Linked DNA regions of Homo sapiens: region 2 is linked to region 1. A link is a loop called in an ENCODE intact Hi-C map of the cell type or tissue named here. Cell type or tissue: heart left ventricle. All regions are shown on one strand. Links, peaks and the distances in the headings refer to the core of each region. The heading gives the core; the rest is flanking DNA.

Region 1 (15,916 bases), core at 523-8,522:
ACCAGCCTGGCCAACATGGCAAAACCCTGGCTCTACTAAAAATACAAAAATTAGCTGGGCATGGTGGCACACACCTGTAATCCCAGCTACTTGGTAGGCTGAGGCTGGAGAATCACTTGAACCCAGGAGGCAGAGGTTGCAGTGAGCCGAGATCACACCACTGCACTCCAGCCTGGGTGACAGCAAGACTCCATCTCAAAAAAAAAAAAAGAATAAAAATATGTAACCCAGAAACCAATTTCTTCCAACCCCATGGACATTGCTTTGGCCCAAGATGCCAGCATCTCTCACCTGGATTATGGCAATGATCTCCTGATTGCCCTAATCCCCCTCAAAACCAGGGAGCTTTCTGAAACCTGGATCTGACCATACCACTCCTAGGCTTACCACCTCACAGTGGCTCTCAGGATGACTCCAGCTTCTCAAGGTTAAGCAGAGTGCTCTCACCTACGTGGCACATAGTAGTCGCTCAGTGAACGCTAGTTAAATGTCTAGCCGATGAATGACTGAACGGACTTCATGGAATGGAGTGCAAAAGGAGGATCCCCCAGGAAGTGGCAGGAATAATGGGATGGGAGTGGGAAATGAACCCCCTGGGGGGTCTGAGTATCACTCACCTGAGGCCCTCAGGTGCAGAAGGCAGAGGTGTATCAGCAGCAGGAGGCTGACTGGGCTGTGCTGGGCCCTCTGACCCACCATGGCCCCATCTCCCTGATGGCCACCCACCTGAGGCTCCTGCCTGACCTGTGGGCCCCTTCTACCCAGAGCAGAGCCCAGCCCTGGGAGGATGGTGGTCTGGCTCAGGTTGCCAACTTTAGCCCTGCCCATGCCTCCACCCCTGCTCTCCTGTTACCCTCAGTGCCTCGATGACTCGTTAATTATTTACCAGATGATTCACCCCATCCATAATGCAGAATTGGGGAGGGTAGGACGTGGCTGGGGCAGACCCAGGGGAGAGGACCACGAGCTCCCTGCATTTTCGCTCAAAGGATATTGTAAAATTAGAATCACTGGACAGAGTTGAGAAAGGCCCCCAAACTCTTCTGGTCCAATTACCTGCCCAACACAGGACTCCCGACCACAGGGACCTTGAGGTTCAAACAACCTTTAGGTGGAGTGGCGGGAGGAGCTGTGGAGTCAGACAGCTGGGGTTGGTGATAATCTGAAAAGCGAGGACGTTTCCGAGCCTCCCTGGGCCCTAGCTTCCTCACAGATAAGTGGGATAATAACACCTTCTTTGTTGTAAAGAGTATATTGTGAATATCAAATGACAAGACTTAAATTAGCACACGGGGGTGCTTTTTGGGTGCTGAAATGTGCTGTTCCTTGAGTCGAGTGAGGGTTACAGTTCCTCAAGCTGTACGTTTATTTTTTATGTACTTTACAAATCTTTGATATAATTCATGCACACATATGTGTTTGATATCATTCATTCATTCATTCATGCCTGTCCACACATGCGCTCATGCACACACACGGATGAACAGTGCCCAGCATGCAGTAGGTGCACCATTCATGCTCCTAGCTAGATTTGAACTATCAAGTCTGGATCCCGGAGCTGGGCTGGAGCCCAGCATTCCTGCTGTCCAGGGCTCTCTGAATTCTCTGTCTCTCTAGCTCTTGGAGCATATCCTGTTGTCTAGCTGTCTCTGAATGACAGCCCGAGAGGGGGTCAGATTTTTCCATCCTCTGGTGGCAGGGTTAGACGGAGGATGAGATTCCTGAACCCCAGTGAGAAGGGGGATCTGATGTCCGGTTTCAGGTTCTCCAAGGCTCAGCCAAGACAGGAGCTGTCAGAGTTGAATTCCAGGTGGCTCCTCCAGGGCCCAAGATGTCACTGTGGCACTCTGGCTTCTCACTTGCCTGGGACAGTGGCTGCATGAAGAGGCTGTATGGACAGACCCCTATCCCACCCTCACTCGATCCACGGCCAAGCCCTTCCATGCCTTCCTCAGGGTCTCGAGTTCCCTTTCCCTCCTAACTCAGCTATGGAGCAGAATGGCAGGTGGTCCCTGAGAGTCAGGTTTGACTGCCCCTGGTGACCAGTGCATACGGGCCACTCATTTGATTCCCCCACTCCCCAGACTGGGAATCTCCTCCGATCTCCCTTAGAGGTTCCTATGGAAATAAAGTGTGGGGATCCGGCAGCACTCTCCACCTCAGGGTGGCCGGCCCCTGTCTCTGGAGAGAACGGGAGAATTCTAGCCATGTGAATCAGGGGAGCTTTAAAGGATCCTCTGGCAGTGGCAAGAGCTTGTGCTGATGCAGAGTTAGTCTACGCTGCTTGCGTTATCAGCCCCCCAGCCTTTTCTCAGCTGGGGCATCAGGAACACGGAAGTCAGGTGGGGCTCCTCAACCTGCTCTTTCCCCTTAGGAAGGGGACCCTCGAAGGGAGAGTCAGGGAGAGAGGGTATATTAGTCAGGGGTCTCCAGAGAAAGAGAACGAAGAGGTTGTATGTATATACAGAAAGGGATTTATCATAAGGAATCGGGTCATGTGATTATGGAGGCTGACAAATCTCAAGATCTGCTGTCCACAGGCTTGAGATCCAGGGAGAGCTGAGGTTTCAGTTTGAGTCTGAAGGCAGGAAAAGACCGCAGTTCCAGTTCAGGCAGTCAGGCAGGCGGAGTTCCATCTTACTCAGCCTTTTTGTTCTGTTCGGGCCGTCACCTGATTGGATGAGGCCCACCCATGTTGGGGAGGGCAATGTTCTTTACTGATTCTATCAATTCAAATGTTCATCTCACCCCAGAACACCCTCCCGAAACACCCAGAGTGATGTTTGAAATATCTGGGTACCCCATGACCTAGCCAAGTTGACACATAAAACAGACCATCACAGAGGTGAAGCCTACCCCCATCCTGTGTCCTGGCTCTGCCAGAACAGGAACCCCATGGCAGAGCCACAGCCCCTGTCTGGAAGAGAAGAGATGTGTCTGGAATGGGAGAACAGGCCCAGGGCTCCTGTCCCTGCTGCCTCGGGAGGTGAGGAGCTGGGAGAGACAAGGTGAGCTGGTTCCTTGCTTTGAGAGACAAGAAAGCGCAGTAATGAGAACACACATTTATCTCTTTATTACTGTGTGACCTCAGCATCTTACAGAACTTCTCTAAGCTTCAATTTCTTCCTTTAATGGTTTTCCTGTGAGGAACACATGAGATTATGCATGTATAGCTCCTGCCTCTTAAACTTACTTATACCTCTTAACCAAAGAACGTAAACAATGAATTGAACAAATGTTTCTTGAGCGTCTAAGTTTAAGGCACAGGGATGGGGTCAGATTTTTCCATCCTCTGGTGGCAGGGTTGGAGGCCTGACAAGAGATCCTCTCTTTCCCTCCTTCCCCCCTTCCCAAGGAGCTTCATCCAAGCTGAGGTCACCTGGAGCTGTGCTCTGCACTGTGCAAGCTCAGCAGCCGGGCCCTGGGGCAGGTAAAGCTGTGGATTCCCAGGTTCTGGTGCCTGCTTCTCATCGTCCCCTCCTGCTCAGGGCCTGTGCTCTCCACCCTCACTGCGTGGCCTCCATCCCCAGCCTGCCTGGGCCCCCAGGGCTCACATCAGCCTGGAGGGAAGGACAGGCAACTGTGTGGACTAAGGGGCAACCTGGAGTCCCTGGAGTGGCCTCGTAGCTGAACTCAGAAATGAGGGGCTTATAAGGAGGGACTCAGGACCTAGACTCCAGTAGTTTGAGGTGAAATTCTGGAGGACCAGGCTGAGGTTCCAAAAGGGCTGGTGGGACCCTCCTTTGCACGCAGGAAGCCCCTCTGCCACCTCCTCGAAAGAAGGCCCTGCAGCTCCTCCCGGGGGAACGTCAGATGGGCGCTGCATGAACTTGGGTGAGCAACCCGCTCCGTCTCCATCTTGTGGCCTCATCTGTGAAATGAAAATAATAATAACTCCCTCTTCAAGTTATTGGACAAATGACATACAACCACCAGTATTAAACCCCTCACAAGCACCCAGCATGGCACGCAGATACATTGAATCAATGTTAGCTCTCGCCCTCCTTCTCTTTAAGTTGAATGAAAATCTGCTTCCCTGACACTTCTATCCTTGGGGAATTCTTTCATGGAAGTTTTGTAAAATTACTCAAACCCCACTCACTTCCAGATGAAAGTCATTCACTATTTGAAACTGCGTGTGCTGCTCTTCTCTTCTCCACCTAAATAAATAATACTAGTCACCATTTGTTGTACACTTACATACACCAGGCGTGGGTTAGGGGTTCCCAACAGCCCCATGAGAAAGCATTGCTATTCATATTTTATGAATGGGCTCAAATGCTCCCCTATTTTCTCCCCATGGCTTGATTTCCTGTGCCCCAGGTTGCTCCCCGTCTTTGGACATTCTCTGGTTCGTCCCCGTCCACTCTGAGACTGTGGCTCACTCAGTCTGGCCAGGGGCCTGTGGAACTGCTAAATCCCTTCTCTTCTGATAAAAATGCTCAAAGTCTTGCTCAGTTATTTACTGAGTTTCACGGATCCCCCTCAGCTAACGTTTATCCTGTATCAGGGCATGTTGGCTACACTGCCCCCTTGAGGCCTCCCCTGGCTCCTGAGGATGGCTGGGCACACCTGGCTCTCCTGAGAGGAAGCGGCGGCTCCCTGAGTCTCCCTGTGTCTTTGGACGAGGCAGTGGTGCGGCTGGAACAAGCGCCAGGTGCCTGCAGCTGCCTCCTCTCCAGGACCCTCCGCTGTGCATGGGCAGCAGCTACACCAGACCGTGGGTACTTGGTAAACTCAGGGACAGATGACGCTTGTCTCGCACCACATCCCTGTGCCTCTGAGCCAACCTACAGGCCCCTCCTTTTGTGCTGTGGGTTTTAACCCAGCTCTCCTGCCTTGTGACCATTTTGAATCCTGATTCTGAAATCATAGGGCTTTGGAGCAGCAGCATGTGAAAGGACAGGGACAGCTGGGCTGAGGAGGGGAGCAGATGCTCCTGGAGGAAATGGCTTCTCCATGTGTGCTGTTGGGCCAGCCCGGCCCTCCGGGACCCCAGCAGGAGACCAGCCGAGGGCTGCAGAGGAAATGGGTTAGAGGCTCCACAGGCAACGTGTCCCCGGCTGTGTTCATGGCTAAGGAAAGGAAGGAGGACAACAGGGACAGAGGACAGGCAGGGGCCACTGCCTAGTCACTTTGTAAACTGATCCTTAGAGACTAGAGAGGAAATGAAGGAGGCCCTGGATGGAAGGGTTGGGAACAGGAGGTGAACAGATCAGGAGAGGAAGGAAGGGGAGGCAGACGCAGGCCAAGGCTGAGGCAGTGACAGTGCTGGGAGAGCACCTGTTGGGGCCGCAGGGAAGGAGGCCTAGTTTCTGGCGCCAGCTTCACCTGGGAGCTGACCCTCCTTCCATCTGCTTTCCATTCCCGGAGCCCTTTCTCAACCAGCCCTACCTGGGCATGTGGAGCAAAACACTCATGGCTTCTGTTTCCTGATTGGTTAAAAATGTGATTGCAATGCTCACCCTGACACTGCTCAGAGCTGTTGTAAGAGCGGGATGGTGGATTAGTAAGAGCGTATAAGCTGCTGTGCAGAGATGTGAAGAAAGAGGAGAGCTGGAATCACATCAGGGTTCAGATCTTGGTTCTGTTCCCACTACCTGAGTGACGATGAACAAGTTACTCACCCACTTCAAGTCTTAGTTTTTCCTCTGTGAAATGGGACTAATTGTTTATTAGATAATATTAGAAGCCAGGCACGGTGGCTCTCGCCTGTAATCCCAGCACTTTGGGAGGCCGAGGCGGGCAGATCACTTGAGGTCAGGAGTTTGAGACCAGCCTGGCCAGTATGGTGAAACCCTCTCTCTACTAAAAATACAAAACTTAGTCGGGTGTGGTGGCGTGTTCCTGTAGTCCCAGCTACTCAGGAGGCTGAGCCACGAGAATCACTTGTACCTGGATGGTGGGGGTTGTAGTGAGCCGAGACCACGCCACTATACTCCAGCCTGGGCAACAGAGAAAGACTCAGTCTCAAAAAAAAAAAAAAGTTAGAAAATTAATTTTGTTATATGTGAGAATAGTTTTTTGATGATGTAAGACAATGTTTCTGTTTTTTAATGAATACTAAAACACTCAGCAATGAGATGTCCCGATGTCTTTAGCTTACCTTAAACTACTACGCAAAAACAGACCAGAAGCTGCTTTCACCAGGCCTCTAGCCCTGCATTGCCATGGGGATTCTTGCAGGGAAGAAGCTGTACATTAACATCTTCCTAATTTTGTAAAAGTTGTGTGAGGTATGCCGGGTGGTGGAAGGGGTGAGATGGAGAAAGGAGAGTGCCTTTGGGGGCAGTTAGAGCAGAGAGGAAGAGATTTCCCTGAGTTTGGGGACAGTTCAGAGGTCACTAGGTACCTGGGAGAAGAAGAGTCTGGAGACAGCAGGCCAGGACCCCAGAGCGTACAGGACTGGAGAGCTATTGCTGACTGCACAGGCCCACAGAAAGCTTGGACAACGAGCAGGCCAACAACCACCACGATGGACCAGCAGTTAGAGGCCTTCCCTTGGTTTCATCCCTCCTAAGTTTCTTAGTCAATTTGTGTGGCTATACTAGAATACCTGAGACTGGGTAATTTATAAAGAACAGAAATTTATTTTCTTACAGTTCTGGAGACTGGGAAGTCCAAGACCGGGGCTCCAGCAGGTCCGGTGTCTGGTGAGAGCTGTTGTCTTCCAAGATGGCGCCTTGTCACTGCATCTTCCAGAGGAGACGAAGGCCATGTCCCCACATAGTGGAAGGCAGAAGGGCAAAAAGGGATAAACTCCCTTTGTCAAGCCCTTTTATAAGGGCAGCTACTCCCATTCACAGGGGAGGAGCCCTCGTGGCCCAACCACCTCTTGGAGACCCCATCTCTTAATACTACCACACTGGCAACACCTGAATTTTGGGGACACATTTAAACCATAGCAATAAGCCCCCGGGTTCTGGTGGGACGCTGGAAAAAGGCAGGAGCCCCAGGAATGAACTCAACTCTACTTGATTTTAGTGAAATAGAGAAATGGATATTTTTGTGCACCTAAGTTTATAGAGTAAGAGTCACACCTACTGCACCACTACGATTATTATTATTAGCGTTGCTGTTGTTGCTGTTTCCCGGGCTGTGACACTAGGCCTCAGTGCATTTGAGTGCTGTCTGATATGAGCAAAGTGCTCAGGACAGCTGCAGTTCCTTCCCCCAGGAAAGACTCCTAGCCCTTCAGTTCCCAGGTTCTTCCTGGGTTCTGCCCCATCTGGCAACAGTGCTGCTACCAGGCCGGGAATGACAATATAGGGACAGTTCTCTGTAGTTGAGGGTCTGGTTGGAGGTCCCTGGTAGGAGTCTGTCTGGACCCAGCACAGGGGATGCCCACCAGGCCAGCCCTAGCCTTCAAGGGTGGGCCAGACTTTTGAGGTCTGTTGGGGAAGCCAGGGCCCAGGGAAACTTCTAGCTGCTCTCTCCATCTTCAGGCTTGTCACCTCCTCTCTATCCCCTCCCAGTGCCCTCCACCCAACCTGGCTAGATTCTCCAAGTTCCCTGGCTGAGGAGCAGGAAGGAGTGGGGAGTTTCCATAATGTCTCTGTAGAGCTCCAGGGTGAGGCTTGGCAACTGGAAATTGTCAGTCGTCTCCTTGGCGACCAGCAGCCAAATAATTCTGGGAATGGAGGAGGGAAGGGAGCTCTCAGCAGGGCGGCCAAGAGAGGCAGCCCTCACTTCCCAGAAAACTTCAATTCCTCATTACCTGTGTCAGCTGGGGTTCAATCAGGAGACAGAAACCACACCAGTTAGTTTGAAAAGAGAATTCAGCATAAGGAACTGATAATGAGGTATGAAGTTGTTAATTAGGTAAGGAGAGGGTAAGGAGAGAGAAGAGTAAGCTTTCATGGGGGTTGCACCTGCAGGAGCAGCTACCACTCCAGGGCTGGAGAACCCTAAGGAAGAGTTTTGAAGGAGGGTTCCAGAGCCTGTGACCCAGACATCTGAGGAGGGGGCTCAACTCAGCGGGAGCTGGGGTCTCCGGGTGTGAAGAAAGGACTCCTGCACCCAGACCTCTGCGGAAGGGGCACCTGCCAGCTGGTGCTGGGGTCTCTCAGGTAGGGATGCAGGGCTGGGGTGGGGTGGATGATGGAGCTGCAAGTGTTGGGAACACTGCAAACTGGATCAGGTGCTGCTCCAGGAGGGGCCTGCTGTTCCTGGGGTGAAGATGTGTTGCTGGGGTGCCCTCACAGGGAACACACAGATGCAAACAGGAAGGAGCCTGTCCACACTTCCTGTCCCGCCTGCAGCCTCCCTCTAGTGACTGGCAAAACAGAAATGGAGTTGGTAGGGTCCAAGCCCAACATCGCAAAACTGGCTGCAGAAGATACAGGTCCAGAGCTGAGAAATAAGAACCTTGTTACCCCATTGCTGGAAGTTCTGGTCTTCCAGCTTTGTCGTTAGTGGTAAGAGCAATGCTGAATGCGTAGTGGGTGCTCACCTAATGTTGTTGTCTGGCCACTGCCTCAGCTGATTCCTGAAAAGGCACATGGACAGGTAAGGGACAGGCCCATCCCTCCCCTTCTTGGCTTTATTCTGGCCTGTTTTGAAGTTACTGACATTCACAGGCTCTGATAGCTGGAAGGAATTTTTTAATGGTAATGATGAAAACAACAGCAGCAAAGAAATATTACAAGTGGCCTAAGGAAAACTATAAAGTTACTGGGATCAAATCGTACATTAAAAGTACAGGACAAGATAAATAGCCCCATAGGGCAGAAATAGAACAAAGTTCAGAAATTTATCCCCGTGCGTATGGATTATAGGGTACAATAAAGGTGGTATTTCAAACCAGTGGATTCAAACTATGGTTTCTTTAATAAATTGTATAGGCACAGTTGACTCTATGTCTGAATGAAAAAAAAAGGTTACGACCTCTACCTCATTAAGTTATTAAAACAAAATTTCAGATCCGAAAGATTTAAATATAACATTTAAAACAGTTTCATGAGGAAAAATATTAGAATATATGATCTAGAGTTTGAAGAGATTTTTCTAAATAAAGTAGAAAATTCAGAAGCTACAGATGAAAAGAGAGACATAAGAAGCTTAAATTTTAGAAAGATAAAATATACCGCTGGGATCATGAGGTCAGGAGTTTGAGACCAGCCTGGCCAACATAGTGAAACCCCATCTCTACTAAAAATACAAAAATTAGCCAGGCATGGTGCCACGTGCCTGTAGTCACGGCTACTCAGGAGGCTGAGGCAGGAGAATTGCTTGAACCCAGGAGGTGGATGTTGCAGTGAGCCAAGATTTCGCCACTGCACTCCAGCCTGGCCAACAGAGCGAGACTTCGTCTCACAAAAAAAAAAAAAAAAAAAAAAAAAAAAAAGATACCGCTGAGTGCAGTGGCTCACACCTGTAATCCCAGCACTTTGGGAGACCAAGGTGAGCAGATCGCTTGAGCTCAGGAGTTCCAGACCAGCCTGGGGAACATGGCGAAACCCCGTCTCTACAAAAAATTCAAAAATTAGCCGGGTATGGTGGCGCATGCCTGTAGTCCCAGCTACTCGGGAGGCTGAGGTAGGAGGATGGCTTGAACCCAGGAGATCAAGGCTGCAGTGAGCTATGATCGCACCACTGCACTCTAGCCTGGGCAACAGAGTGAGATTTTGTCTCAAAAGACAAAAGACAAAAAAAAAAAAAAAAGAAAACAGAAAGATAGAAGATACTATATGTAAAGTCAAAAGACAAACTATAGACTGGAGAAAATATTTCAATATGTACCACCAATAACGAGTTAATATCTGGTACACAAAGATCCTGTCTGTCAATAAGAAAGAGAAATAACCTAGTAGAAAAATAGGCAAAAGATAGAAATAGGTGATTCATGGAAGAGAAAATCCAAATGGATAATACATTTATGGAAAGATGCTGAACCTCACTAATAGTCAAGGAAATGCAAATTTTAGAGATGGGATACTGCTTTTCACTTATCAGAATAGCAAAACTTAATAAGAATGATCATACCTAGGGCTGGAGAAGATGAGGGAGAAACCACTCTTAATCACAGCTGGTGGATATGTGAATTACCCCAGACTTTTGAGAAAGGGACCTGGTAAAATATATGAAAACTAAAAATATACATCTCTTTGAGCTATGTAATTTTTGGAAATTATGCTATGGGGGATAAAAAGCAAGCTTTAATATTTGAGGATATGCATACAAAAATATAGCATTTTTTTGTAGTGGCAAAACCATTAGTATTGATTGAATGATATACATATACCCATGTAATGTAATGTTATACATCTTTTAAAACAATACATTACAGAAGGACAAATGCTCTAGGATTCCACTTAGATGAGATACCTAGAGCAGTCAAAACCACAGAGACAGAAGGTAGAAGGGTGGCTACCAGGAGCTGGAGAGGGAGGGGAAATGGGGAGTTGTTTAATGGATATAGAATTCCAGTTTTGGAAGAGAAGAAGTTCTGGAGAAGGGTCGCACAACAATGTGAATATAGTTAACGCTACCGAACTATATACTTGAAAATGGCTAAGATTGTAAATTTTATGTTATGTGCATTTTACTGATTAAAAAAAAGAGAATAAATTAGAGGGATTTTCACAATGTTTTGTTAGGTGAGAAAAGCAATCTGCACAGAAATCTATGTGGTATTTGTAAAATAAATGACGATAAAGGTAAATAAACGCCTGCTGGGTAATCCAGACCTGCCTGGCCGCGCCCAGAGTCGTCCAACTGCAGAGCACTCTCCAGGCTGGTCCAGGCCTAGGGCTCCGGGCAGGGGCTGGTGTTGAACTAAGCTTACCGGCTTTGCCAGCCCTAGGTGGCAAAGCACCCTTTAAACAGACTTCTGCCCTGGTGTTCTCCGTCTCGACTCTCCTCCCCCAAACGCTAGGCCTCCACAGGTTCTGGCACAGCCAGCCAAGTCCCACAGCTGTTTCTAATATTCTGCACACACTTTATTGAAATGAGAAGCCCCGTTTATCATCCTTCAGGCCCCTGCTCCTCCTGATTAGGTACAGATGACCTGACAGTCAGTGGGGCCTGAGCCAGCAATCAAAGAGGAGATTGTTCTAAGCCAGGAGGTGAGAGGGGCAGAGGCCTGGGAAGCCGAGCAGGGTCCAAGGAGACTTGGGCCAGCCAGGAGGAGATGGGGGAGGTTCTCAGGCTGCAGGAAGGAGGGGAGGGCAGGGCTGAGTAAATTCTTCAAGGACCCCTGGTTTGCTCATCTTCTCTGGCCATATATTCTCTCTGGCCTCCGAGCCTTCTTCAAAAGGCTTGCATTCTATGCTAGAAACATCTCCTCATCTCCAGTCTCCAAACTCAGCCCCCATTTTGCTTTACTTTCATCTCTCAACAATACCAGTAAACCTCTCTGGATGTAATAAAAAGACAGGGCATCTCTCTACCCTTGGCCTCTCCATAATTCTACTCTTCCTAGAGCTACAGAATCAAAACTGAAATATTGAAAACAACCTAGAAATCACCTAAGTGTCAATCCTACAGCTCCCTCTACAGCATCCCTGACCAGCGGCTATTCCAGTTTATGCCTGAGCATTCTAAACTGTGCTGTCCAATATGGTAGCCTCTAGCCACATGTGGTTATTTAAAATCAAACTAAAATTTCATTTTTTTGGTCACACTAGTCACATTTAAAGTGCTCAATACTACAAGAAATATGAAGGGTCGCATATTTTACCACAGTTGCAAACTAACAAGTTAGTCTGACCATTTCATGGATGCTGGCAGAAGACATGAGACTCCTGGGTCAGAGACAAAGAACTTTATTATTTATAGCAATATCAGTAACCAGAGTATCAGTATTTTCTTGCTCCAGTTTCCTGAGCTCCAATTGCCACAGGGCAACATGAATGAGGCCAAAGGATACCCACACATACAGTGGGTTGCTGTACAAGAAAGGAACCCTGAGTTTAGGAAACCTGGTTCTTTTGCAATGTGCAGTAAGCATCTGCCCTATGTGCTGGAGGAAGACATTGTCTTCCAAGACTGCTGGTTACATATTAATACAAAAATCCTTGAAAGGTGTCCAGAACAAAAGCAGTGCCTCTGCTTACAAAATGTGTAGAAATGCGGCCGGGCACAGCGGCTCACACTTGTAGTCCCAGCACTTTGGGAGGCGGAGGAGGGCGGATCATTTGAGGTCAGGAGTTCAAGACCAGCCTGACCAACATAGTGCAACCTCGTCTCTACCAAAAATACAAAAATTAGCAGGGCATGGTGGCGCGCACCTGTAATCCCAGCTACTCAGAAGGCTGAGGCATGAGAATTGCTTGAACTCAGGAGGTGAAGGTTGCAGTGAGCCAAGATTGTGCCACTGTACCCCAGCCTGAGTGACAGAGTGAGATTCTGTCTAAAAAAAATAAAAAATGTGTACAAATGCACGAGACCCATGGGGAATTGTCTCCCAACACAGTGTGGATATGAAACACTGCCATCATTGCAGAAAGTTCTATTGGACCTGCAGGGCTCTAGGGAATGTGGAACTCACTTATTTGCTAGGTCCTTTCCATCATTTCTGAATCCTGGCCCAAGGAGTCACAGAAAAATAAGCAAGCACTGCCACTTTGTTACAGGAAAGAGGTCCTGATCCAGACCCCAAGAGAGCGTTCTTGGATTTCACGCAAGAAAGAAAAGCAAAGTGCAAAGCAAAAGCAAGTTTATTTAAAAAGTAAGAAATAAAAGAATGGCTACTCCACAGACAGAGCAGCCCTGAGGGCTGCTGGTTGCCCATTTTTATGGTTATTTCTTGATAATATGCTAAACAAGGGGTGGATTATTCATGCCTTGCCTTTTGAGACCATATAGGGTAACTTCCTGATGCTGACATGGCATTTGTAAACTGTCATGGCGCTAATGGGAGTGTAGCAGCGAGGACGACCAGAGGTCACTCTTGTGGCCATCTTGGTTTTGGTGGGTTTTGACCAACTTCTTTACTGCAAGCTGTTTTATCAGATCTTTATGACCTGTATCTTGTGCCGACCTCCTATCTCATCCTGTGACTTAGAATGCCTTACCCAACTGGGAATGACGCCCAGTAGGTCTCAGCCTCATTTTACCCAGCGCCTATTTGAGGCGGAGTTGCTCTGGTTCAAATGCCTCTGACAACTTTGCATGCTCATGTGTAAATTTCAAGGTGTTTTCCTTGAGGCAGATGTTCATCACATTATAATCACTGTCTTTCTGAACTCAGCCATGAAAGGCTCAGTCTGATTTCATGTGCTCTGTCCTCATAATGACACTGTGAGAAGAGGAGATCAGAGTAATCCAGGAGGGGCAAATGGCTCTGGCAAAGGCCCAGAGGTGGGGTGAGCAGGGCATGGCTGGAGGGGCCGGGGGGCACACAGGTGAAACGACCAGGACACTCTTAAGTGGTCAAACACTCTAGCAAAGCGAACATTTACTGGCATCAGGATAACAGAAGAGTTTGAGGGGGAGGTTGCTGAGCCCCACCCCCAAGGGCTTCTGATTCATGAGGTCTGTGGTGGGGCCCGAGAATTTGCATTTCTAAGAAGTTCGTAGGTGCTGCTGCGCTGCTGCTGCTGCTGATCTGGGGACCACATTGTGGGAACCGCTGCTCTAGTGTGATAGATGCACTTTGGGCAGCATGCCAGTGACACGTGGATGGACAATTCTTTTATTTGTTCTAATGCATATTGGAAAAATGCAACTAGCACATCAAACTAGTTATATTTTTAAACAATCAGTAGATTTAAGAATTTAGTTACATATACATGTAGCTGTGTGTAGTGTGAAGACTAGCGAAGATGGTGATGGTGCTATGGGAATGATTGAGGTTTGGGCAGTGCTGACGCAGGAAAGGGCCAAGAATGGGATTCAGACAGGCCCCAGTCAAATTCCACTTCCACTGTGTGATGGCAGATGCAGCCCCTCAGCTTCCTTGTTTATGAAATGGCATTACTGCATTTCCATGAGTGTTTCTCAGGATGTGTGAGGATCAGCTAACAACTAACTAGCTCTTCCCTCCTTTCCATCCTTCCCCAGGAGGAGGGCACAATCCCTGCCCTTGGACTGTTCTCATTCTAGGCGACAGGCTCTGTCACCTTTAAATGCCAAGAAATTGTGAGGGCCTATTAGAATCCCAGGTCCCCACCCTTAAGACAGAAACCACCCCTCCCTCTGGCTGAAGCCTGAGGATTCCGGAAGGGGAAGCAGGCTTGGGCTGGGGAGCAGAGGGTCCCGCAACCGTCCTCCCGGATGGGCAGGCACAGACCCTGGGCCCCCAGCTCCCCTGCCTCCCTGGGCTCAGGCGGCACAGTGCAGTCCTGTGGGGCAGCAGTGCCTTTTCTAATCTTGCTGTCTTAGGTTAATATCAAAGCTGCTTGGCGAATCCTGAGCCCGTGCCCATGTGAGGTGGGTGGACCTGGGTCTGGCCTGGAGAATCCATCCAGGACCGAATACACGTTCCTTTTTCAGGGGCAGTGGGCTCCATCACAGGGCCTAGTCTTAATGGTAGTGGGGCAGCAGCAAAGAAAACCAATGACTTAACAAGGAAAATTAAAATATTCTTGGGATCATCAGCATGGAGAAACCTCTCTGGAGGTGCCCTCCAGGAAGCTCATACTCCAAGCAACTGGTCTTGCTCCTGTCCAAAGGACTACTAATGGGAGGGGTGACGATGGGAGACATGCAGCGTTTAAAGTGAACCCCTAAATCCATGTTTTTGGCGGAGCCCTCTAGATTCTAGTGGTGTTTCCATCACACCATTCATTCCACAGGGCTTTCTGCTCCCTTCCCTCCTCATTTTAATGATCTCAGACAGACATAAAAATGGCTGAGCTCAGCATAAGTGACTGAGACATGAGCATTGCCTCAGGGTCCCCGTGGACCCCAGCTGGGTACCATGCCGCCCTAGGTTCTACTTTGACAGGATAAAGTGAACTCATATATTCAGTTGTTTTAAGTGAGCTAACGCTAGGCAGTGCCAGAGGACGAAGACATAAATCTTTCCTAGAGCTCAGAGTCGCTGCCAAACACCTTGGATAAAACTTTCTGCTTGTTCAAGATGGTTTTTCCTCCCCTCTAAAAATGAGGAGGGGAAAAGTACTAAAAAATCTAAGGGGCTAGCGGGAGGGTGTTAGCAGATTCTGGGACTGACAAACTTGTCAACGCTTTGGCCTCATAAAAATTCTTTTTGTAAGAAAGGCAAACTTTTAAATTGATTTTTCTTACCGCTCTTAGTGGGTGCCAAGGGTGTCACTGGTCACCTGGTCTGCCTGTGTGTTATCCCTGGCTGAGGAATGAAGGCTTTTCTTATATCTCTGCAGGCTTCATTTGCATCAGAGGTGGGACAGCTTGTTACATATCACCCTTGGCTGTGATCATAGCCTCAGATGCTTCTCAACTGGAGCAAACTCAAGCAGGCTGTTTGAAAACATTTTGAAAACCTCCCAGCCAGAAACCTTGTTCCAGCAGTGCAGAGCAGCTCAGGTAAGAGGCAACGAGTGGTGTGCCCCACATGGCCTCTGTGTGGCTGAGAATGAACTGCTTTTTTCCCTTTCACTGATTTTCTTTGCAGTTTTTATTCTTTGCAAACACTTTATAGCAAGAAACACGTGAAAGAAAGTCACCCACACGCTTATCAGCCCTATAATTTGTCAAATGGCTTTGTGTTTCTAAGTTTCTTGCCTATACACATACCTTTTATTTTTATTTTTTTATTTTCTGAGACCCAAGTCTCACTCTGTTGCCCAAGTTGGAGTGCAGTGGCGTGATCTTGGCTCACTGCAACCTCCGCCTCCCGGGATCAAGCAATTCTCGTGCCTCGGCCTCCCAAGTAGACGGGACTACAGGCATGTGCCACCACACCCAGCCAATTTTTGTATTTTTAGTAGACAAGGGGTTTCACCATGTTGGCCAGAGTGGTCTCGAACTCCTGACCTCAGGTGATCCACCT
Region 2 (15,916 bases), core at 2,056-10,055, 110 kb before region 1:
TTGCTAAATACATTACAGCTCGCTATTTATTTCAGTCGGCAGCTTCCAGACCTTTGTTGCTTTCTCTCCACATCTAGGAATTTCAGCAATAAATCACTGAGGGGGATAGATAGACTCTCTTGCCCTTCCCTTCATTGTTCTCCCTAACCCCACCAAATCAGGTGGAAGGCTCTCCAAAAGGAGCTGTTTCCAGAATGCCTGCCCTTCCTCATCAGGACGACAGAGGGTGGCAGGTGCTTTAAGGGCAGACTGCTTTCCAGTGGGAATCCAGAATTTAGAGAACCTCATCAACAGAAAGTCAGCCTTTGTGTCCCAAACCAGACACCTTGAAAAACAGGAGGTTGGACTAAAAGCTCACATGAGATTTATTTTCAGGCCTATGCCAGTAAAGATGAAAGACGCCAAGTCAGTGAATTCTGATTCCTTTCGGCGCTGATAACATAACCCTCAAATTCCCAACTGACACTTGGCATACCTAGTGGACAGTGTCTCCAAGGAGAGGAAGGTGGGGAGGGTGTTAGAAAATGAAATGAGTTTATTGTCAGCATAATTCTAAACATTCTATGACATTTTGTAGTTCTCCCCCACCCTCAGTCTATTTTTAGCTGAAAATTTGGGGATAGTTCAACTTTTAAGATAAGATGAAAGAAAACCTTCAAAAAATTTTCTGGAAATTTTAAATTAGTGCTTAACTAGAAAGCATTCTTTGGAACCCGAGAAGCACCAAATACTGCAGTCTCTGTTATGCACATGTTGGAATGAACTGCCTCATACTTGAAGTTATATGAGAAGGATGGAGAAAACCTGTTTCATTTTGTAAAGACGTGCCCTGGGTGTGTGTTTGGCAGTGTGTAGAACAGAAACATTTATATTTCTATTAAGAAACACACAAATGTATACTGTTTAACTTTCATGCAAAAACTTCCCAGTGTTTGGGAAATCTGTCTTTGTTTGAATAGTTTAGTCAGCCAGGAGAATCAGTTACTAGAGGTACTGTGCTGTTGTTTGTGTAATAACTCACTTGGGATGCTTTGATTGATTGCCATGGTTCTCATCAGCCTCCTCTTCTGTGCAAAGTACTTAAACAGCTCTGACTCTCAAGCCTTCAAGTACAAAGAACCCTTAGGACTTGGATACTGATCTAGCTTGTGTAGCTTGGCTTCTAAATCTAGCTTACGCCTTGCTTTCTTTGCAGGTGGTTTGACTTTGCAGGAAAAGAATTAAGTTCACTTTAAGATAGGACTTTCTCCTCCAGATCGTCAGGGTATATACAGCTGAAGGCAGTAGGTAGGAATAGGAACTAATGTCCTAGGGCTTTGTTCTAAAGAGAGCAGGTAAAAATTTGTTGACTATTTCTTGGGCTTGCTTCTTATTTTCCCACTTCGCCCATCTGCCTTCATGACTTTGTAGACAATTTCATGTATGGTTTTGTCGAAATGTAAGTTGAAGTAAAATTTTCCTTCTGTAGAATTTTTTTTTTTCCACGAACGTTTAGACTAAAAATTGGTGATTGTTTCGAAGTTAAATACTAGGGAAATGATTTCAGGAATTAAATATTATCGTAGTAAAAATCAGGGAAGCGTTAGAAAATAAATAATGAGTTGAAAAATGTGTTGCTTTAACGTGTAATGATATGAGCCAGCGCCTTGTGATCAGCTATGGCATGATGTAGAAGTATGGGTAAGACAATACAGTGGAGCTGTAGATGAGCTGCGTACATGGTAGCCCCCCTTTAAGTAAATGAACTTAATACAAACTAATTAGATTAGAAACAGAATTTGGAGTATGGTTGCCAAATATTTTGAGTTGAAGGACTTGCTTTTTTACAGTATTTTTTAATGGGGAATTTTTTCAAGAAATTTCGTGAACTTGAATTTGAGAATGTTTTATTTTTACTTAAATTTTTATATTGTATGTAATCATTCCATGTGATAAGTTTTTGTTGTGTATTTGGCACTAACTCACTTTCAACAGCACAGGGGAGGGCTTTACTTGATTCTTTTTTGTTAAAAAGAAGGGATGGTGTATGGAATATTCTTAATGTCACTTGAAAAATATTGGATTACAATTAAATGAAAAACTGGTTTCTTGGTTTTTTTTTTTTTAATCCTTCAAGTTTTCCCTCATTGCTTGTGCTCTTTCCCCCATTGTCAGGCTTAAAACATACAGTATCATTGTCATCTGTCTCCTGAATAATGGTCCTGAGGTGATATTATTAATGTGGCTTTTTAAAATCAAGCTAATTATACTTGCCTAAAAGAGCCACATGTGTGTGATTCTAGCTGCCTGGTGCCTTTTGAGAGCCCTGGAGACAAGCTAGTGAATAGAGCTGAAAATTCATTCTGTATTTGATTAAATGGAACAGACTCGCTGCTCCTTACCCCAGCGGGGGCTATGAGATCTCTTGATCCCCGAAGCGGCTCCAAGACCCTGGGAATTCCATTAGCGAGCACCTGAGGAATTTCTGCCCTGCAGTGCCTTTTTTGTATGTGTGTATGTGTGTGTGTGCAGAGGGAGTGGAGCAGAGCGGGGATTGGGGGGATGCGGGCAGGGGGGGTTGAGGGGGTGGAGGGAAGGCTACATTAGAAGACTCCATATGTTGGCAGATCTAAAATCAAGGCATGACTTAACAGCTTATCTTGTAAGAGAAAAGCCCAACCCAAAGGCAGATTGCTAGTCCGGACTTTATTACAAGCAGGACTACAGTGATGTGTTTTCAGCACTGAAGTGAACTCCAGTGTAAGTACAGAAAGTGGCTTCTCTGCTTTCCCTCCGAAGCACAAGCATATACACGTTGCAGACTTGGTAAGTTTTCTTTGAATGATCTTTTGATAAATATGTAAAATTATCTTACTGTTTGGTCTTGCCTGTAAAGGCTGATGTATCGTTTTAATAACTTTCAAACTGAGAGCAAAATCAGACTTCATGTGAAACAAATGGTTTTGCAGTGATGAAATGCTTGTTTTAATAGGCATATTTTAGTTTACTATTGATAGAATTTGATTGTTTCTGTTACATTATTATTATTATAGAATTCTAATTTAGATTATGTCTTTTCTGTTGTCTTTTTAAGAATTGTATCATTTCTAGTGTTTCTGAGGCATTACTTTGCAGACTTGCTAGCAGCGCCAAGTAAATGAAAATCTATCTGCCAAAAACATTCTGTAAAATCTTTGGAGCAAAATTTTTGAGAAACATTAGTGTGTCTTCCTTCCCAAGTCCCTTTTCCCCTGCCTCAAATAATGTTTGGGCACAAACTTTTTTTCAGAATATTAGCCCAGTTTGTTTCTTGTGTACTTTTCAAGGAAGACCAGTTCTGAATGGTGGATGGTGTAGTTAATTGGTTTTCATCTACCAAGAATGTGAATTCCAATGCTCCTGGTTTTCAGCTAATGCAGAATGCAGTAGCATATTTGATGGTTCATTTGATATATTTTGTTTCCAAGTAAAGTCGTGTTGTAAATAGTGCACAGTCTTTTCCGTCCTACTCCCATGTAGCCCTCTACCAAGTTCTCCTCACAATACAGTGTGTTCAGAAAATAAAGAAGCCTTTTTGAAGATATGTTTAGCTTTTTTCCACCTTAATCCTGGGCATTTCTCCTACTACTATGGCCAGATTGAAAGGACCCTTGAATGAATTGGAGTAAACACTGCAGTTTGTGCCTGTCCGCATTCACAGCTGTTTAGTCGCTTTGCTGTGCGGTATATTTTGATGGCCAGAGAGAATAAAAAAACTAGCCCAAAGAACATTTTGTTCTGCTGTATATCTGTTGGAATGTGAGTAGGGACTCCAGTGCTTAAGAGCCACTGATGTGCCTTTCATCTTACTCGAGAAAAAATATATGGGTTATATTACTGAACTTAGCTTACATATTTTGTTTATGTTTTGTTACTTGGAACTGTGAGGCCAATTTTATTTTTATGTTACCCTAATACAAACAGAGAATTTGGACGCTGACATAGAGCTTGCTTTTCAGCTATTCTTGTTGTAGACCAGCTCACTTCTTGTTATTTATGTGAGCCTGGGCAATGATCTTGACTTAAGCCTTGGGGGTCTTTGTCTGTAAAATGGGTATAATAACAGAAATTATGTCTTACCATTGTTGTGGGATTAAATGAGATAATGAAAGTCAAGCACTTGGCATATAGTAAAACCTCTGTAAATGTTAGCTGCTGTTATTTTTATTAACTCCTCCTGTATATGTAAGTGTACATGTATTTCTCAGAAGCTAGTAATAGTGCGGGCACGTGAAACAATACAGCTTTCTTAAATTTGCAGCTGAAACTTAGAAGGCACTTGGACATTGTGTGTAATTTTTTTCCAGTTGAGGTGTAACATAGTAATATCACAAGTGTACAGCTAATGTATACTAAGTGAACAGCTAGATGAATTGTTACATATGCACATGTCTGTGGTAACCAGTACCCAGATGGAGATATAGAACATTTCCTTGGCCTTAGAAAGCTCCCTGGTGCCCATCCCAGGCAGCCCTCCCTCTTGCTAGCAGGCAGCAGCTATTCTGAAGAGTTGGAATAGATGAGTTTTGCCTGTTCGTGAACTGTATGAACATGGACTCCTACAGTATGTAGTCTTATGTTGGAGTTCTTGCACTGCTCAATAATGAGCATTGTAATAGACATAAGCCTGTGAGATTTATTCATGTTATTGAATAACATTTATTTATGTATACAGTACTAATTCATGCTTTGTAAATTGTTGTAGAGTCTTTTGTGCGGTTTGAAATTCATAATAATTCATTTTATTGGCACATTGGATACACAGTCTTTGGGGGAAAAAAGAAAATAACACTTCTTCCTACATTACTAGAAAATCAGATCCCAATGGCTATCTTAGGAAAACAACCATGACCTCATTTTTATTCACAGAACTGGGTTTATTCACTACTTGAAGGTATAATTACCTTCAGTTACAATTCCATAAACCAAATACTTTGAAAACTGTATTCATTTTTATGTGTGTGTTTTTAGGAGGGAGCCTCAAAATAGGGGAAAAGGACCATCTAAGGTAGCTTATATCCTTCATGCTTAGGACTAAATGCCGTAATCAACACTTAGCGTTGTACAGAAGTAACCACCAGTCCAGCATTAGTATAATATTCTTTGAGTTTAAAATGAAACAGTACAATGCTTTTCTGAAGAAAAAAGAAAAGTCCACCATAAAAGGAAGAAAGTGGAGCTAGGATGTTATACTGCAGGAAGATTTTGAGGAACAGGACCAAGCACTTATATCAGGAAGAAGAGTTTTGGCCACTAACCTATTAACAATTGTGGTCAGGCTATGCCTATACATTCAGAATTTGTTTGTATTGTTGAAATTCTCTAATATGCTAAATAAAATTTATTTCACAGACAGACAAGATGATTCAGTAGATGAAATCAGAAGGGTTTTTGTTTGTTTGTTTTAAATTTTGGAAGGGACTTTGGCTGTGGTTAATAGCTTGTATTTCTGTTATTGGAAATGTTGATTAAGGATTTTGTGGGTGTTCTGCTTGAACACTAGCCATTTTTCTCTCAGGAGACATTGTATTTTTCAACATTTATAATTTTATTAAATCTGACTATTCATAGCTCTTGACACAAGGTCATTCTTCACATACAGCCATATGCAGGATGGGTTCCTCTGGACTGGAGAAGGGCAAATTGTCCCCTTTTCTTCCTAAATCAGACCATCCGTGGTCAGGATTTCATTGGGGGTTGGGAGCGTTGAAATAGTGATACATGATTCATCTTTTGATCTATAGGCGTCCTCAAAGATGCAGATTATGTTTCAGAAGAAAGAAGAACTATCCAACAAATAGAGCTGCCTCATGTGAAGCAGTGCTGTTTGGAAGGGGCATGGACTCCTGATTCCTGGAAGTGTTGTAATGGCATTTGCAAAGGCTGCTGTGGGAAGAATCTCTTTCTTGGGTGCAACATTGAACCAAATAACCTCTAAGGCATTTGTAGGACTGAGGTTCCATGAAATAGGCTTTTATGGTATGCCTAGGCTACATACCCACCACGTACATGATTTTGGAGGTAGGAAATATGTTAAAAGTTACCAACAGCCATTGGATAAATACATTTTTTAAACCAGCTCCAGTTTAAAGTTGGAGATTGCCTCGACTTGCTGGCTCTTTTCACTTTAAATGTAATCCTTAGTTTATCACTAACAAGTAAATGTCGGGTATTCTTTCTTCCTTACTTAAATAGGGACTTTTTCAATATTCTAAGTGTATTGGTATCAGAAATGATAATACTTAAAAGTATAGCATGTACTACCTTTTTATATAGGTACACATCTGAAGCCATTTGTTGGCCCAGTTATTTATTCATTCCTACAACAAATTATATGTAAACATTAATAAATGTCCCTCTTGTCCCTCCTCCACTGCAACTTTTCTAAACTTGAGTTACAAGAGAGATAAATAACTCATATAGGAGGAGAAAGGCCGGTATCAGAGACGTGTCCAAGTATCAAAACCATATTCAAGATCTTTTCTGGGATCCATAGATATTTAACCATGTACACATCTTGTATCTGTAAATATAGTACTTTATGTTAATCACTGATATTTAAAATGATGGAAGGAACTGTGGGATCCTGAACCACCAAAATAATATTTTCTCCATTTTATAAAACAGAAAAGTATATTGAATTTTTACTGTTTTATATTTATGTATGCCCATCCATACCAATTCCATCCTCCCTGTAGCTTAGAAGTGGGCCTTCTTTATCTCTTGTCTGTTACCATTACCTTACCCCTCCATCCTCCTCCTCAAACTTTGGGAGAGGGACAGAGGAGATTCAGCATGTGAGATGAAAAAAATGCCTTTGCAACTCCTGCTTAAACTGCTACTAACTCATCCCCTTGTCTTCAGTTTTGGTTTGCCCCCTTCCAGATCATTGATTTTTCTTACATTTTGCCTGAGTAATGATCTTTCTGAAATGTAAATATGTGATCACGTGACTGCTTTCATTAAAATCCTTTAAAGTCCCTGAATTGCTCACTTGTTGAAGCCCAGGTCTTTAATTGGATGTACAGGGTTATATGCCTACTGGAAGCTTCTGCCATCCCGGCTGCTTTGCCTTCCATGAATATACCATGCTTTCTCGCAGGCTGGAAACGCATCTCTCCTGGCACTGATACGTATCATAATTGCATACGTGTCAGTCTCCCCTTTATTCCTTAAGGACAATGTGATTTTCCCCTATGTACCATTGGCCCACCCACCCCTTTCTTTGCACTCTGCTGAACAAGTACTAAACACTCAGATATCCTGGATGGCATTAACGTGCATTTGAATTTCTGGGTGAGCGAGTGTGTTCAACTGCATATTCTGATTCAGTAGGTCTGGGGTGGGGCCCAATATTCTTCCTTTCTAACAAGTTTCCAGATAATACTGATGAGCTGGGTGGAGCACACTGAGTAGAAAGATGCTGAACCATCTTCTCTAGATCCATGAATGATTTCAACACACGATTTTGCTCGTAAAAATTCAGTGACATCAATGACTCTCAAGTTCAGGGAGTGATACCACAGCTTCAAGTAATGAAGATAAACGAAAGCTTTAGATAAAGAAAAAAACAGTTACATATTGAAGATGCTGGGACATGCATTATCACACTATGACTGGAATCCTTGTCAAATATTTTGAATATTTTAACAATTTTATATATTTAAAATGTATGTAGTAGTTCTGTGCAACATTATTCAGTGCCCAGAGAGCTGATGTCATGTTTTGTCTTTTTGTATTTTGCAGGGGTTCTCCTGGGTATATAGGTACTAAAAAACATATTCAGGATTGTGTCTCTTGCCAGGGAAATTTCTGACAGTTACTGGCTTTTTACAGTATCAGAATAAAAGTAATTAGAATTTTTTATTTTACTGTAGTTTGGTATCTGTTCAGTGAGTAATTGTACACACTGCCTGGTTAGAGGTAAAATTGGCAAGGGGAACGAATGTTTAATGGATAAAATACTGCTTTTATCAGGCCATGAAATTATTGTAGTGACATCAGAACTTGGCAGTCTCTTATTCCAATAAAAAGAAAAATAGCATTGCAAGCTGGGGATAAGACATTTTTCCTGCCCATTTAATTTGGCTTCTTTTCATGATTTTGGCCTTAGGATGTGGGTATGACAAAACAACAACACAGTGAATAACAGGCAGTAACAATTAGGGAGTGAGCGTGGTTTCAGCTGGAATGGACATAGGGTTTATCAGTAACCTCTGTTTCCGTCATTCTCACTGTCCCTCTCCTGTTGGTGACTATGAGAGTATGAGAGTGGGTATGGGGAATCCTCGTTTAGAAAATGGGGTTAAACCTCACCATGTGGCTCGATATGGTATGCAATACATTACATAGCTTGCAATGTATTGAAAACATCTGATACTGGCTCATAAAATGATGATGTGGCTGAATGTCTGAATGTGATTATGTATGTGACAGTACAGTTTTGCAGGAAAGGTGCCATTTATCCCTCTGTGTAAAAACACCAGTCAAATAATATCAGATGACCGATCAGAGCGGTTGGATTTGATTTAGTGTTTCCTCCTTCCCATTTCATCCTATGCACTCTCACTGTGCAATTAGATTTCTAGATGTGGCCATGATATAACGACAGCTCATTATCAGGATTTCGGTTTGGTGTCCTAGCATCCGAGCAGTAGTTCCAGTAAACCCTGGGACTACTAAATCTGGAGGAGGTATTTTTATAGTTCTTAATAGATTACTAAACTCCTGAGTAGGGCCACATTAGAGTCTTAACTGCTATGTTGTACCCATGATTTACCTCCTGGGTGCATCTTACTGTGTGATCGCCTTTTTAAATGGGGTCATTTTATTGTTTCTTCCATTAAATCTTGGATGTTCATCCAAAAGGAAATGGCAGGTTTTCTTCTACAGTAATAAGAATTATAGTGAGGTTCTGCTGAGTTGGTTCTGGTGGGTGAAAGCATATTTTAAACCTAATTGTGAATACAGTCGTCCCTCAATATCCATGGGGGATCCATTCCAGGACATGACACCCCCTATTGCCTGTGGCTATCCAAATTCTTAGATGCTGAAGTTCCCTGTATTTGCATATAACTTATGCAGATCTTCCTGTTTAAATCATCTCTAGATTACTTATAATACCTAACACAATTTAAATGCTATGTAAATAGCTGTTATACAGTATATTTTTAATTTTTAATTTTTTTTTTTTTTTTGAGACGGAGTCTTGTTCTGTTGCCCAGGCTGGAGTGCAGTGGTGTGATCTTGGCTCACTGCAACCTCCGCCTCCCAGGTTCAAGCAATTCTCCTGCCTCAGCCTCCCAAGTAGCTGGGATTACAAGCACCTGCCACCATGCCCGGCTAATTTTTGTAGTTTTAGTAGGGACAGGGTTTCGCCATGTTGGCCAGGCTGGTCTTGAACTCTTGACCTCAAGTGATCCACCCACCTTGTCCTCCCAAAGTGCTGGGATTACAGGCGTGAGCCACCACGCGTGGCCTGTATTATTTTTTATTTTTATTTTCCAAATATTTTTGGTCTGTAGTTGGTTGAATCCCTGGATGAGGAACTGTGGATACCAAGTGTCAAGTGTGTATACCTCTACTTAACATATTTTCAAGTCATATTATAATTTGATTAGAATTGTTCTGATCTCTAAATCAGTAGTTTGATTTCTGTTTATTGAAAATTAGGCATACTTTCTTTTTCATAGTATGAGTCCTTTTTAAGGTTACAATAAAAGTAAATAGATCAGATTTCTACCCTGAGTTCCCAATTCCAAGCTCTAGTCACCATGTTTTAAATTATTTTATATTTTGGTTGGGTTCCTCTCTTAAAAGAAATTGCAGTAATCATGTTTTGACTGTATGTAGGTCTTTTGTATAATTTTCATAATACATTTAGAGCTAAAGTTTTTTTTGTTTTGTTTTGTTTTGTTTTGTTTTGTTTTAATCCCATGGCTAACTAAAGCCAATTTTGAGTCATTATGAGATTGACTGTTAACTGTGGTTTCCTATTAGGCTAGCAAACACAATTGATGTTATGTGTTATTTCTTTTGCGTTTGAGGATGCATTTTAAAAGAGCTATTGTTGGCCAGGTGCGGTGGTTCATGCCTGTAATCCCAGAACTTTGGGAGGCTGAGGCGGGTGGATCACCTGAGGTCAGGAGTTCAAGACCAGCCTGGCCAACATCGTGAAACCCTGTCTCTACTAAAAATACAAAAAATTAGCTGGGCGTGGTGGTGGGTGCCTGTAATCCCAGCTACTCGGGAGGCTGAGGCAGGAGAATCGCTTGAACTCGGGAGGCAGAGGTTGCAGGGAGCCAAGATTGCACCATTGCACTCCAGCCTGAGCAACAAGAGCGAGACTCTGGAAAAAAAAAAAAAAAGAAAAAAAATAGCTATTGTTATAGCGATTAGGTCTTACAATAATTTCGCATTTGTTATTATGACAGCAGGTGCAGTGGGGGTTTTAATTATACAATACAGCTTGTGCAGAGATTTCATATCAATATTTTGTGGTATCAGATAAACGTTAGCTCAGGGTTTGGACTGCATGTATCTTAGTAGTGTTAATAGGAGTCTTGTAGCTAACTCCCAAAGTGGATTTCTAAATGTGAACCTTGGTAAATCCAGGCTAATGCATTCCACCCTCCTTGAAAGTAATATCCAAAATTATCTTAAAGAAAACACTATCTGTGTTTTACTTGTTATTTTAGGGTGTGTCTTCCCAGATAGGTAGATTGTTAGGGAAAAGATAAGGAAGTGATTACCCTTATAAAGTAGAAACTATAACACTTGGCTAGATTCACGTTTCCTTAGCTGTACGTGAATACAGGACACTTAATTCATTGTGATTACAGGTGTCAGCTGGCCATGGAATCAGAGCAGCAGCCACCACATCTCAAATGCTACAGGCCTTTAACAACCAAGAATGAGAAACTGATTTTTGAGTTTTTCATTTGTGCAATTAAGGATTTTTTTTCCTTCATGTTGAAATGTGAGTTTTCTGGAAAAAAAAAAATTTACATCGAGTAGGCGAAGTCCCCATTTGCTTGTAAAGGTTCTTTCTCATTCACTGAGAAATACTAGTGTCTTTTTCCGATTCACCTAGAGTGAATGTATGCTGCATGTGTACTTGGGCAATTTAACAGTAACTAATATGGTGTCAGAGGAGTGAAGTATTGCTTTTTGCAGAGCCAGGTCCTTGTCTGTGTGTGTGCCCTGCAGACTATAAGAATGGAGGCTCCAGGGGATTGGGAAAGAAAAGTCCTGACCCAGGCTGTGCATGGCGTGCACAGACAGGCTTAGGAGGAGCCACGGCACACCCCGTCCTTGGTCCCCTGCTGAGGAGTTTGTATTTCGGCAATTACAAATCTTGTTTTGTGGTTCTTTTTATTCTGTATACAGCATAATTTTCTCCTTTCCTGTTTCTGATAATGATCATTTCTTAAATAACTTTTATAGAGCCCTTTGTATTTTGGAGTATTTTACAGACTTTTTTTTGTTTGTGTGTGTGTGTGTGTGTGTGTGTGTGTGTGTGTGTTTGCTACTTACAGGAAATGTATGAGATTGTAAAATCTTTGTTAGAATGGAAATCATGAAGACTAAATGATCGAGCATTGATATCATATAAAAGTTTTAATCTAGTTCAAAGTTAGGTGTCCTTCAAAATACCTCTTTCGCATGTTGGAGAAAAGTGTTATTTGGAACTTTAGTCTTTCTTTTTAGGTTTATTTTAGGTTATAATTGCACAGTTGTATGTGTTTAGGAATAGATTAAAATAGCTAAATTCTAAGGGTGCTTTTTTTTTGTTTTTTTGCTTTTTTGATCTTTGACATTTCTAAACCACAAGCTCTGCATTCTAGATACTATTGACCTAATGGAAAACATTGAAGCGCATTTTGCCTAAGGTAAAATTGACTCCCTGGTATCTTATATTTTTAAACTCATTCTTCTAAAGTTCTTCTAAAGAAGTCATTTCATTTTCTTTTCCCCTAGCCACTGGGATCCTTGCTTTTTAACGCTTTTCTTTAGAGCAGGCAGAATACTTGGATGCTTAGAAATTCTTTAACGGTACATCCTGGCTGAATATGAAGTATGAAAGCCCTTTCCAATTATATGTAAAGAAGTTAACGAGGAGGATGTTTTAGTTCGTTATTTGTGTCTTGGTTATAGAATGAATACAAAATCTGAATTGGGATGCTCTTTCTCTTATTTTAACTGTTGTTCCATGGTGCCCCTGCACCCAAAATGGGGCCGATTATATTGAAACAAAATTTGTTTTTCAATTTCTTGGATGTGTTACAACATGAATTCAGGCTTTGCAGTTTTAAGTGATTCCTTTAGTATTGCTTTTGTCAGTTGTTAACTATTTCTGTTTTGTTTTATATCACTGTGTAATGCAGGCCAAAACAAATGTTTTGGCATTTAATGATAGCTAATTGGTGTAGATTAAAATAATTATTAACTGTTTAATGGGATAGTTTAAAAATGACTTTGATGACTTCTGATGACCATATTGAGAAGGAAGGAAAGAAAAATAGATGTTCCTCCTCCTCTGTTGAAATGAAGACTGAGTTGTAATAGCAGTGGAGTGCAGCTCCCAGTAAGAGGTGTGAGGCTGTTTATTTTCACTCTGGAGATGTATATACTACAGAAGGAAAACTCTGGCCTTGCTTAACCTAAGCAAGTCATTACTTATCTACGATCTGTCAAGCAATTTGATTAAGGTTGACAGAGCTCATATAATATCAGAACCAGGCCCTCTTAATGATTGATGATGCTTGTCTGTAAGTTTTTCTTTTTTTAATTTGAAAAGAGAAAAATTGAACAAGAAAGACTACTTGTTCAGATCTCTAAATGCCCAGTATAAACTGTCTGTAGTATTTTTATCTATAGTGAGCAATATGCATTAATTTGTATGCTGTTTTTTAGGTTATAATTAAATGGCTTAAAAATAATAATTTTTCAGGTCTGCAGGTTAACTTGGCTTTTAAAGAATTAAATTGGGCTGGGCGCGGTGGCTCACGCCTGTTGGCTCACGCCTGTTGGCTCACGCCTGTAATCCCAGCATTTTGGAAGGCCGAGGTGGGCGGATCACCTGAGATTGGGAGTTTGAGACCAGCCTGACCAACATGGAGAAACTCCGTCTCTACTAAAAATACAAAATTAGCCAGGTGTGGTGGCGCATGCCTGTAATCCCAGCTACTTGGGAGGTTGAGGCAGGAGAATTGCTTGAACCTGGGAGGCATAGGTGGCAGTGAGCTGAGACTGCCACATTGCATTCCAGCCTGGGCAACAAGAGTGAAACTCCATCTCAGAAAAGAAAAAAAAAATAACTAAATTGTTGAAATTTTAGAGAACCTGCTTCATATCTTAGTATCTTTCTTAACATGGTTTTCTTTGATGCTATATATTCTTTATGTAGTAGAATTTTTTAACCTGCAGGAAATTTTCCTCTTCATTCTCTAATGAAATTGAATTATTTGGAAGTCTTTGGCTTTAACTTAAGGGATTTTTGACGCTTTGCCTTCTAACTATAAAATATGATTTGGATGATTGTAATAGCATATCTGGGGTGTTGAACGTTGCTGCTGACCTCTTTGCTCGAGTGTTCCTTATCTCATTCCCATTACCAACAGATTAATACAATGTGTGATGGGAATGTGCCAAGTGTTCTTGGCAACACTGTAAATCATTAGTCTACACTGTTGAGTCCAACTGAAGAAGACCATTTCTTTTCTTTTTTTTTTTTTTGAGACAGAGTCTCACTCTGTTGCACAGGCTGGAGTGCAGTGGTGCGATGTCGGCTCACTGCAAACTCCACCTCCCAGGGCTCAAGCGATTCTCATGCCTCAGCCTCCCAATTAGAGTAGCTGGGACTACAGGTGTGTGCCACCATGCCTGGCTAATTTTTGTATTTTTAGTAAAGACGAGGTTTCTCCATGTTGGCCAGGCTGGTCTTGAACTTCCGACCTCAAGTGATCCACCTGCCTCAGCCTCCCAAAGTGCTGGGATTACAGGCAGGAGCCACCACGACGGCTGAAGACCATTTCTTGATTTTTATCATTTATGTCATTCACGTACTACTCTCTGGAAGTAGATATGGGATTGAAAGACATCCACATCCTTATTTTATATAAACGTAGCATGTAGAATTTGTAGATTAATGAAATGATTGAATTTAGAATGAATTTGTGTTACATAAATGGGAGCTTTAACCTAGGCATTTTTGGGCAGTGTATTATAGCAGTTTAGACTAGGGTAGGTCCTGGAGTCAGAGAGCCTGGAGTCAAAGCCAGGCTCCACCATATTCTAGTGATGTGAGCCCTCTGTGCCTTGATTTCCCCATCTCTATATGGTGGTCCATGGGGCTATGGGATCATCCCATTTAGTCTTTACAGGCAAAATGAGGACACAATAGCTTGGGCTAGTGATTGGCACTTGCTAGGTACTTACTGCATGCGAGCAGTTGCTGTTGCTGTTCTGTTGTTCTGTTTGAGATGGAGTGCTTTTATTGACAAAATGTGATCTTATTGTGGTACAGGTTACTGAGAGACTGTCAAATCAAAATCAAATGAGTAGGATTAAAATTGAAGGAGCTCTTGCCGTGGGAGTAACTAGAATTGATTGTATGTGCTTGGGTTCGTGAGGACATGGCTCCTGGGAAAGAGAGCAGTTAGGGGAGTGCTGTAATAGGTAATGGTGAAAGTTTGGGTAAATTCCTGTATGTTCAAGCAACTGAACACCATCTTGATTTTCTTGCTTTAAATTTTCAATTTTGTTACTCTCCCTTTCCCCCTCCATCTCCTGAAGCTCAATGTAAACATTCTTCAGTTTAATACCAGGTAAATAACACTGATTTTTATAAGAGATGTACTTCATACCTAGCTTTACTAGGCTAGGTATGAAGCAAGGGATAGCTAAAAGCAAGGGGATAGCTATTGTTAGAATTCTTTGCTAACTTTACTGGTAATAGTTTTCTCCCAAAAGTATGAATGTTGTCATCGATGGGAAATCCCATTACTTCCTGGAATTTTCAGATGTATACTTAAATACTGAGCATGATTGTTACATCTGTTCTTTCAGGTTTCCTACTTTTCTTTTGGGCTTACATGTGTTTGGAGCAGATAAACACTTAACTGTGATTGGCAGTATTAAAACCACCAGTAAAGTACCATCCTCAAGGTGCCTCACAGAAAGAAATAGAGTAGAAGTGGGGTCACCAGAGCAGAGATTTGCCTGGAGATAGACCAGTGTGCATACTGTCAGCCCCACCCAGACACTCCCGTTTTGTTTCTAGCTGGCCAGGATAAGTACAGTGGAAGTTGACCTCAAGTGGCCATTGAAGATTGGGATTTAGTAATGGAGGGGGATCCAAAAAACTGGAGCCAGAAGGTGTTGTAGAATCGGAAAATGACAAGGGGGGCCACCGTCGCCCTTTTTCAGCTGGCTCTTGCCTTTCTGTCTTCAGCAGTGACAGTAACAATGCTTCAGAAAGTAGATGCTTGTCTTAAATATTTTTAAAAATATTATTTAGATAAGTCTCGAGAATCTCATTCTTTTCTTTGACCCCACAGATTGGTCTAATTACTGAATTTTTGTCACTGGTCTACAGGTCTTCAGAGCAGCACAGTAATTTTTGTAGCGATATTGAACATGTATGCAGGAGAAAACATTGTACCACAGCTCTAGAAATGCCTGGACTTTACGATACTCTGTGGGTCCCCTAAAATAGAGGATAAGTTTATTGCATTGCATTTATAGAATTTTATGAGGGTAATGGTCTTCATGGCTAGGGTAGCATTTATAAGATTCTTATAACTTTTTTGATTCTAGGGAATGGGAATCTTGTATTTGAAACTACAATTCTTATCCTACCATCCCAATACCATTCTTAGTCCAGATTTGTGAAGAT

The links. Peaks named below come from ENCODE experiments on the same cell type or tissue, not always from the same donor. Only the 100,000 strongest peaks of a DNase experiment are listed, where the experiment ranks them.
Region 2: it touches region 1 in a loop (2.4-fold over the local background); 33 of 110 quality-filtered maps call a loop at or near these places.

Annotation. Positions count from the first base shown.
Region 1 is chr11:125,930,839-125,946,754 of GRCh38, reverse strand. VSIG10L2 (V-set and immunoglobulin domain containing 10 like 2) reads right to left here and starts at 711. Exons shown (of 12, transcript NM_001365077.2): 1 at 618-711. The coding sequence starts at 699. DDX25-AS1 (DDX25 antisense RNA 1) reads left to right here and starts at 7,713. Exons shown (of 4, transcript NR_199024.1): 1 at 7,713-8,069; 2 at 15,288-15,450. RefSeq lists a silencer at 4,462-4,621 and enhancers at 10,928-11,492, 12,844-13,797. In heart left ventricle, for the core only: a CTCF peak has its summit at 4,539 (motif pointing left); DNase peaks (open chromatin) are centred at 4,621 and 5,023; H3K27ac peaks cover 1,241 bases.
Region 2 is chr11:126,046,122-126,062,037 of GRCh38, reverse strand. The region is part of intron 1 of CDON (cell adhesion associated, oncogene regulated); the gene reads left to right. Among named protein-coding and RNA genes, the nearest start is that of CDON, 8.8 kb to the left of the region's middle. RefSeq lists an enhancer at 1,615-4,878. In heart left ventricle, for the core only: no CTCF peak of the experiment used is centred there; no DNase peak of the experiment used is centred there.